2 separate regions of the Homo sapiens genome follow, and region 2 is linked to region 1. Evidence: chromatin loops called from intact Hi-C (ENCODE). Cell type or tissue: heart left ventricle. All regions are shown on one strand. Links, peaks and the distances in the headings refer to the core of each region. The heading gives the core; the rest is flanking DNA. Region 1 has its middle 42 kb from the start of LINC01987. Region 2 has its middle 24 kb from the start of LINC01987.

Region 1 (4,388 bases), core at 125-4,124:
GGGATCTGAGATTCCAGCAGGCTCAGACACAGCGGCTGACCAAGCCCTGCAAACGCGGGCTAGGAGGGGCCGGGCTGCTGTGGGCGGGTTGAGGGCAGACAGCGGCCTCATCTGGAGGGCCTGGGAACAGGCAGATGGGGGCAGGAAGGGGAATGCCTTCAGTCGCCTGGTAGAACAAAGCCCTGGGGGACCTTGGACAGGCCTGGGATGGGCAGGTGGCTTGCAACCCAGGGAATAACGTTCTCCAAGAACTCAGCAGTCTGGGATCAGAGTTAGGTCCAGGGACAGGAAAGGAACCAGCATGTGCTGGGTGGCTCCTAGCACCCGCACATTTTATACACATGACCTTATTTAAAACTACATGACATGTGACATTTCATTGCCACAGCAGCCTTGGATGGAAGAGCTCATTATTCCCTTTCCTTGAGGTAGGACCTGGAGGCTCAGAGAGGTTATGTGACTTGCCTGAGGTCACACAGGAGCCAGGACTGGAGCAGGAGCCTGTCTGCCCTCCCTTTGCCCTTGAGGCCCTGAGGCTGGGTTGGGATTAGCCTGTAACGAGCCTGTGAGCCTGCGAGGAGAATGATGTTTGCAGGGAGGGAAGGCCCTGAATCCTGGGGATTGGGGCATGTTGGGTGGGGCTGCCCAGGTTGGAGCTCCCCTGGAAGATGCCCGTCCCACCCCATTCTCGCTCCTAGACCCATTCCATTCTGGGGTTGTCTTGTGCCCAAGATCTCACTGCAAGGAAGAGGCAGAGGTGGGACCAGGACCCACATCGCCAGACCCCAGGGTCACCTTGGGGTTACCTGCTCCAGCCCTCAGGCATCCTGAGTGAGAGACCACGTGCAAAGAAGAAGGAGCCTCAGATATGAGGGCCAGCACTTGAGGTGGGTCCAGGGAGGCGCAGGCTGTGTTCTGCCGTGTCAGCCCTGTCAGCCCCAAGGCCGAGGCCGTCTGTCTCCCCAGGCCCCTGAGAGGGCCCCTGAGAGGGTGCCCGGTCCTGTCCCCAGCTCAGCAGACATCTCTATCTCCCTGTGCCCTGTTAGGGTCCCCTTTAGCCTCAGGAGAAACTCCTGACCCCTTGACCTTGGCTTGCCCCGGAGTCCAGCCGTCTTTCTCCATCTCTTGACTCCATTTGAGGCCCCCTACAAGCACCCGGCATGTGCCAGGCTCTGTGCCGAGAGAAGCCCTCGCAACAGACCTGGGAGTCTGGGACCCTGTTTTGCAATGAGGAACCCCAGGCTGGGGAGATCGGGGAACCTTCTGTCAGTCATACAGCTGCTAAGGGGTGCAGCCGGGGCTCAGCTCGCATCTCACCAGGGCATCATTCCACCTTCACTCGTCCCAGCCAGAACCGACTTGCACTCAGTGCCTCCACAGGGCACGTGATGGAGGTTTGGGTCCCGCTGTGGTGGGCCGGGCTCCCTTCCTGACATCAGAGGCGTCAGATGCCGGGAGCCTCCACACAGGGGAAGACCCCAGCCTCTGCCTTGCTCAGGGCTCACCCTGTCTTAAGTGGCTACAAGAGATACCATTTCCCGCCACGGAATCTAGCTCCATCCAACTGTCCCTGCAAACAGCCCAGCAACTCAGCCCCTCCACACACACAGGGAAATCACCAGGGAAGGCAGTGAGCAGGGATTTCTTTCTTTTTTTTTTTTTCCTGTCCTGGGGTTAAACATCCCAGTTTGAGGTAAAACAAATTCCTTGCTGAAGCTCATCACCTCCAGCTGGGCCTTGGGAAGGCCCATTTCATCTGATCATTTAGCACTGAGTCATGCTGACGAGGTGCCTGGGCTGAGCCGTCCCACGCTTGCTGAAGGCTGGTCTCAGGGGATGGAGCCTGGCAGGCTGGGGCAGGCTCTAGAGGGTCGGCTGCAGCCGGGGGTGGGCTGGGGGAAGCCCTCCCTCCCTGCGTCATCAGATGACGCAGTGGGGGTGCTGTCCTCAGTCCTTCGGGGTCTGCGTCAGAGGTGAGAAGAAATTCTCCCTGGGCCTCTGCCTGGGGCCCACAGTGAGTAGGCGAGGTGAGAATCAGACCAGGAGAGGCCACCATGGGCTTGAGAATCCTGGGGCTGGGAAGACTGCTGCCCTGACCTCAGACAGGAGGAGGCGTCCAGCCCTCCCTCGGAGAAGTGGGCGCCCAGGGATCCACTCATCCAGGTTCACGGTGATCCTGCCAACCTGGGCATCATCCCGCCCAACGCACCCAGCAGGCCCATTGCCCCCAGCACCGCATCCAGCCCCCCCTGCTGCAGTCTCCACCTGCATCACCAAGTCAGCTGTCAGTCAGGGACTGCTTGGCTCTAGGGATTCCTCAGTTCCAGAACATGGGGAAAGGAAAGGAGAGGAGGAGAAGGGACAGAGGGAGGGAGGTAAGGATGAGAGAGAAGACGGGAGAGAGAGAAAGAGAGGGAGTGTGAAAGAGGAAGAGAGGAAGACAGGGGAGGGAGAGAGAGAGAGGGCACACGTTTCCTGCATGGGCGACATGACCTCTTACTAGGGTGTTATAATTTGAAGAGACTGGAAAGACTCCACCTTAATAGGTCCCTGCCACAGAGATTCAGCCTGCCCAAAATTGCCAATTCTTTATTCCTTTGGGCAAGCCCACTGAGACCCAGCTTAAAATGTAAGCGTGAGATCTGAGAAGGGCATTTGTTCACTAGCACCCGTTAATTCGGCAGCCCTGGTCACTCGGCTGAGGCTCAGAAGGGCTGGGGACGCTCTCAGGGAAGCTGTGGCAGGAGGCAGGCTGGCGTTAGTCGTGGAACCTGTTTTGGTGACACCTATTGACCTAACGGCTGCTGTCTTCCAGGGAATGCGTCTGGGAAACACTGGCCCAGTAAGTGGTCAAGACTTCATGAACCGCAGCTATCACTGCCTCAGAGCACCCTACGGAGAAGCAGTGGGTGAGAAAGAGTCCAGTGCACCCTATGGAGAAGCAGTGAGTGAGAAAGAGTCCAGCACGCCCATCTCCGCGTTTTGTTTTTCTGGAGATCCCTTCCCATCCGCTGCTGTGGGTTTGCAGGTCTCAGTCCTCCTGTCCTCCAAGTCTCAGGCCATGCTCCCAGCTCCGCAAAGATCCCCTGATTTCCTCCCTGTCCTTGCTGAAGATCAACTCTTCAGCCACCGAGCAGATGCCCACAGCTGTGGTGTGTGCCTCCCCTCCCCGGGCCCATGGTATAGACAGGTCCCGTCCACTTCTAGTTACTCCCAAGCTGGCCTTCCCACCACACACCGCTGGCATCTGTACCACTGGGTCCCTGTTGCATGAGCTCATAGTATGCGCCAGGCATCCTGCCAAGCACTTCAAGTCACCTGCTCGTTTAATTCTCACGACAGCCTTCTGAAGGGGATGTGCTATCACCCCATTTTACAGATGAGGAAACAGCTCCCACCATTCTTCTGTGAAGACACCAGCTTTGGGATCTTCCCTTAGGAATGGCTCCCTGTGCCATGGACCCACTCCCACCTGAGCTGTGACCTTGGTCAGCACCCCCAGCCCTGCTGCCCCTGGCTGGGGCCAGCCTGGACTTGAGTGGGGATGTCTGGGGCTCCCAGGTGGTTTTGTCCCTGCAGGTGGCCTCTGGCCAGCCCTCTGGCCCTTTCACTTGCAGGCAAAGGTTTTTGCTGTTTGCTTCTTGTTCCTCTGGTGAAGGACCCTGCTTTTCCTTCCAAGTTTTCTATTTCTTCTGCTTGCGGCTCAGCAGAAAAGAGAATAAAACTTCAGAGTAACATAAAAGCTTGCTGGTTTGGTGGTGTGCTGCAGGTGTCCTGCACAGGTGTGTGACCTCACCTTGACAGCTGGAAATGAGCCCCAGGGGACCGTTTACACCTGGGAATCGGCACACGCTCCAAATCAGGGCCGTTTCACTGGAGACCTGGCCATGGAACCTTCACCAGTGCATACTGCGGGGCCCTGTAGAGGTTCCTCTCCAGTTAGAGGGGACAGTCCTGCCCAGGAGCCCTTGGCTGCTAGCTTCTCCTGGCTCTCCTGCCTCTGCCCAGAGCTCAGGCTGCCACACCCCCCTACAGTTAGTGTGTAGCTGGTTACACAGTCTGTACTGCTCTCAGTCGGCTTCTTGAGATTATTCAACTCCTGGCCAACACCAGAACTTATTTTTTAAATAAATACTTGCAAACTGAAACCAAGCAAGGTCCCTACACGGAGCCACGTAGTGTGATTTCTCTACACAGTGAACAGGAGGCAGATGCCGGTCAGCATCACCACTTACAAAATCCGGCCCTGCATTGCTCTGATCTGTCTCTCTCCCCCAGGCCAGCCTTCCAGGGTTCCTGGATGTGTGAGTGTGTATGGGAGGAGGGTGGGATCCCAATGTGTTCGAGGACCTTCGGAACTCCTCACGCTTGAGTTAAGTACTCTGCAA
Region 2 (4,388 bases), core at 98-4,097, 65 kb after region 1:
TTCCTGGAAGACCCCACTCCAAAGTAGCAGAAGTCACATGGGACATCCTGTTTCTCTCTTGGGCCCCGGAATTGATACAGCCTGGTGTTAGCTTCTGTATGCATGGTGCAGGCGATGCAGGCACCCAGGCTGTGGTGCTGAGACGAACTGCCGGGAAAGGCGTCCACCCTGCAAGAAGAATCACAGCCATCCTTTGGTAGGCACTTCATATGTACCACCCATTGTCCTTCTTAGAAGCCTCACAAATGACCCTATCTGTTAGGAACACTGACTATACCCATTTTACAGATGAGGACATGAAGCACAGAGGAGTTAAGTCATTTGCCCAAAGTCACACAGCTAGTAAACCAATGGACGGGGACTCCAGGGAGTTTGCTTGCAGAGTCTGTGGTTGTAGTGGCCCATTCTCTTGCTGATCTAAGGACATACCTGAGACTGGGTAATTTATGAAGGAAAGAAGTTTAATTGACTCACAGTTCAGCATGGCGGGAGAGGCCTCAGGAAACTTACAATCATGGTGGAAGAGAAGAAGAACAAGGGCTGAGTGAAGGGGGAAACCCCATATATAACCATCACATCTTGCAAGAACTCACTATCATGAGAACAGGAAGAGGGAAACTGCCCCCATGAGTCAATTATCTCCACCTGGTTCCTCCACGACACATAGGGATTATGGCAACTATAATTCAAGATGAGATTTGGGTGGGGACACAGCCAACCCAAAGCAGTGGTCTTAACCATATTGGTCCTGATTGTCTGTTCAGTGTCTTCCCCCAGGGGCCACAATTCACTATTAAGATTTTTCTTTGAATTTGTGTTTTCTCAGGCAACAAAAACTATTACTGACACAGCACATTAGCCCTGATCCATGCAAAAGGGAGGGTTCATGAATTAGGAATCCAGATCCCAAAGGGAATTTGCAACTAAGGACAGAGCAAGCATGATGGGTTGGGGAGGGGACAGTTGGGTGCCCTCTCCTCAAATAAAGTCACCAATTCATGGTTTTCCCTGCTGTTGTCTGGGTATTTTATTTTCCCTTTACAATTACTTGTCTGGGCTGCAAGAGAGATCAAACATGAAGAAATAAAATCTTGCGACAGTTTGCTGAAACTACCACAAGGACAAAAACCCAAATACCGCATGTTCTCACTCATAGGTGGGAATTGAACAATGAGAACACATGGACACAGGAAGGGGAACATCACACTCTGGGGACTGTTGTGGGGTGGGGGGCGGGGGGAGGGATAGCATTAGGAGATATACCTAATGCTAAATGACGAGTTAATGGGTACAGCACACCAACATGGCACATGTATACATATGTAACAAACCTGCACGTTGTGCACATGTACCCTAAAACTTAAAGTATAATAATAATAAAATTAAAAAAAATCTTAATCCAATAATCTACCTAACTGGAGATTACCATTATTAAAATCCTGCCATATTGTTTTCAGTCTTTTTTTTTTTTTTTTGCATGTTGAATTTTCTATTTCATTTGTTTGACGACATGAATAAAAATTAATTGATTACTAAAAATGCTTTTTACTCTGGAGAGGTACAGATAAAGAAAGCAAACAAAAGGACCAAAATTGTGCTACCCAATAACCCTGCTAACATTTGAAGTATGAATAAAAGTCACACACACATAAAGTTAGAAAACAGACCACAAAAGGGGGCCACTGTGAAAGTCACCTTCCCATCAACCTAGCTCTTTCCCCCAAATTAACTTAACAGTTTCTGTGATTCTTTCCAGAAAAAAAAAATGCATCCACCTGCATTTGTGGATCTACTTATATAAACTCTTTCTTCTTTGCATCCCTTCCAGGCATTTTCTATGCACATATTTTTCACACGGCTGAGATGATGCTGCAAGTGCAGCTGTATCTTGCCCTTTTCACCTGACACTCTGTGATAAGCCTTCTGAGATTGCTTTGTAGCAGGAGCCTCCAGGGCCCTACCCTCAAGAGGCAGCTCTCTGGGCAAGCATGCCTGGTTCTCTGGCAAAAGACTACCAGGAGGAGGAAGGTTTCAATGCCAGCCTTCCAGCAGATGGAAGGGAATAGCGCATGGCTGCTGTTTGTGCATGCTTATTTTCAGATCAATCCAGCCAACATTTCTTAAGCACCTACTGTGTATGTCATCGCACAGAGACAATTTGCCTGGCTTATTTCTGCAGCATCTTTCTCTAGGAAGGTGGAAGTAATATTGTGAATAGCCTTGAGAGCATTCACATGTTAGAGTGGAACAGCCAGGAAACAGCTGTTCCAAAGGACTGCAGAGTTAATCCGAACACCTCCGCCTCCAGTAGTGGCTTCAGAGTCTGAAACCATTTTTCTCTTCGCTTCTGTGCAATGCAGCCACTGACAGCAGCAAATATGTCCCTGACAGTAGTGGGAAGAGGCTGGTAGTCGAGTGATGGTTTCAAGCAGTTTGGGGCCAGGTGGGGAAATGGCACAGAGGACAGGGAGGCAGTGGAAGGCCCCCCTGCAGCTGTTGGGAGCCCCAGGCCAGGTCAGCAGGCACAGCATTTGTCAAGGCAGCCCATGACATTGAGGTTGGGCTGCAGAACCGGGTTCCTGGACCTGAAACCAGAGATATATCCCCAGTGCTGTGGGTCTCCACATGGCCAGTCTGGACATGGGGCTTCAGCAAAGCTAGAGTGAACATCTCATGGCTCATCAGAGCCTACAGATGTGGGTAGCAGAGCACAGCAGCTGCACACAGGCTCAGGTCAGTTAGATCTGGAATTTCTCTTCCTGGAACAGGGGCTTGGCAAGGATGCATAACCACCATGGGTCTCAGCATCCTCATCTGTGAAATGAGCACAGCAATACCCTCTTCCTTGGTAGGTTAAAGTACACACACAGTCAACAAATGGTGACCAATACTATAGTATACAGCATTGTTCGGCCTCTCAGCAGATTGTATTAGTTTCCTGGGACTCCCATAGCAGTACTCCCATTGTGCGTATGTTATACCTTTTATAGTTGTTCCACAGTTCTTGGATATTCTATTGTGTTTTCCTGAGTCTTTGTTCTCTTTCTTTTTTAGTTCTGGAGGTTTCTATTGATATAGCCTCCAGTTCAGAGATTCTTTGTTCAGCCCTATCCAAGCTAACTGATAAGCCCAACAAAGTCAGTCTTCATTTTTGTTAGTGCTGTTGTTTGCCTGCATTTCCTTTTTGGTTTTTCTCAGGGTTTCTGTCTCTGGTTACATTGCCCACCTATTCTTGCATGCTGACTACTTTATCCATTAGAACCCTTAGCATTAACCCACCCCTTAATTTGCATGTAATTGAAAGTGGGTTTACATGAGTATAAATAGAGTTGCCAACAGCCCATACGTTGCTGACTCTAGGTGCACTGCCTATGAGTTAGCCCTGTTCTGCAAGGAGCAGCTCTGTTTCAATAAAAGATTGCTGTCTAACACTGCTGGCTTCCCCTTGAATTATTTCCTGGATGAAGCCAAGGACCCTCCTGGGCTAAGCCCCAATTTTGGGGTGTGCCTCTCCTACATCAGAACTACCATATGATCCAGCAATTCCACTTCTAGGTATACACTCTAAAGAACTGAAAGCAGGGTTTTGAAGAGGTATTTGTACACCCATGTTTCTAGAAGCATTATTCACAATAGTTAAGAGGTGGAAACAACCAAAGTGTCCATCAACAGATGAACGGATAAGCAAAATATGGTGTATACATTACAGTCGATTATGATTCAGCCTTAAAAAAGGAAAGCCTGACACATGCTAAAACACAGATGAACCTTGAGGACATGATGCTGAGTGAAATAAGCCAGGCACAAAAGGACGACTATTGTAAGAGTCCACTGATATGAGGTACCTATAGCAGTCAGACTCATAGAAACAAAGTAGAATAGTGGTCACCAGGGCCTGGGAGAGGGGAATGGGAAGTCAGTGTTTAATGAGGATAGAGTTCCAGTTTCATAAGATGAAAGTGGTATAGAGATGGATGGTGGTGATGGTTATACAACATTATGAATATATTTAATGCTACTGAACTGTACAATTAAAAATAACTAAGATGTTAAATTTTATGTTACATATATTTTACCCCAGTAAAAAAAAAAATAGATAAGATGAAAAAGTGAAAGAGAAAAAAAAACATTCTCAGAATTGAGGGAATTTGTTGCCAGTAGACTTGGCTGGCAAAAAATGTTAAAAAGAAAATTTCTTTAGAGAAAACAATATAGGTAAGAAACTCAGATCTGCATAAAGAAAGGAAGTGCATTAAAGAAAGGAAAAGTGAAGGTAAAATAAAAACTTTTATTTTTCTTATTCTTGATTGACCTGACAGACAGCAGTTGGTTCAACATAATAATAGCAATGATGTATTCAGTTACATAAGCTTATGTAGTGTCTTATA

The links. Peaks named below come from ENCODE experiments on the same cell type or tissue, not always from the same donor. Only the 100,000 strongest peaks of a DNase experiment are listed, where the experiment ranks them.
Region 2: it touches region 1 in a loop (4-fold over the local background); 1 of 110 quality-filtered maps calls a loop at or near these places.

Annotation. Positions count from the first base shown.
Region 1 is chr17:77,768,314-77,772,701 of GRCh38, reverse strand. No RefSeq gene overlaps it. Among named protein-coding and RNA genes, the nearest start is that of LINC01987, 42 kb to the right of the region's middle. RefSeq lists enhancers at 1,826-2,681, 3,029-3,529. In heart left ventricle, for the core only: no CTCF peak of the experiment used is centred there; a DNase peak (open chromatin) is centred at 1,842.
Region 2 is chr17:77,702,813-77,707,200 of GRCh38, reverse strand. No RefSeq gene overlaps it. Among named protein-coding and RNA genes, the nearest start is that of LINC01987, 24 kb to the left of the region's middle. In heart left ventricle, for the core only: no CTCF peak of the experiment used is centred there; no DNase peak of the experiment used is centred there.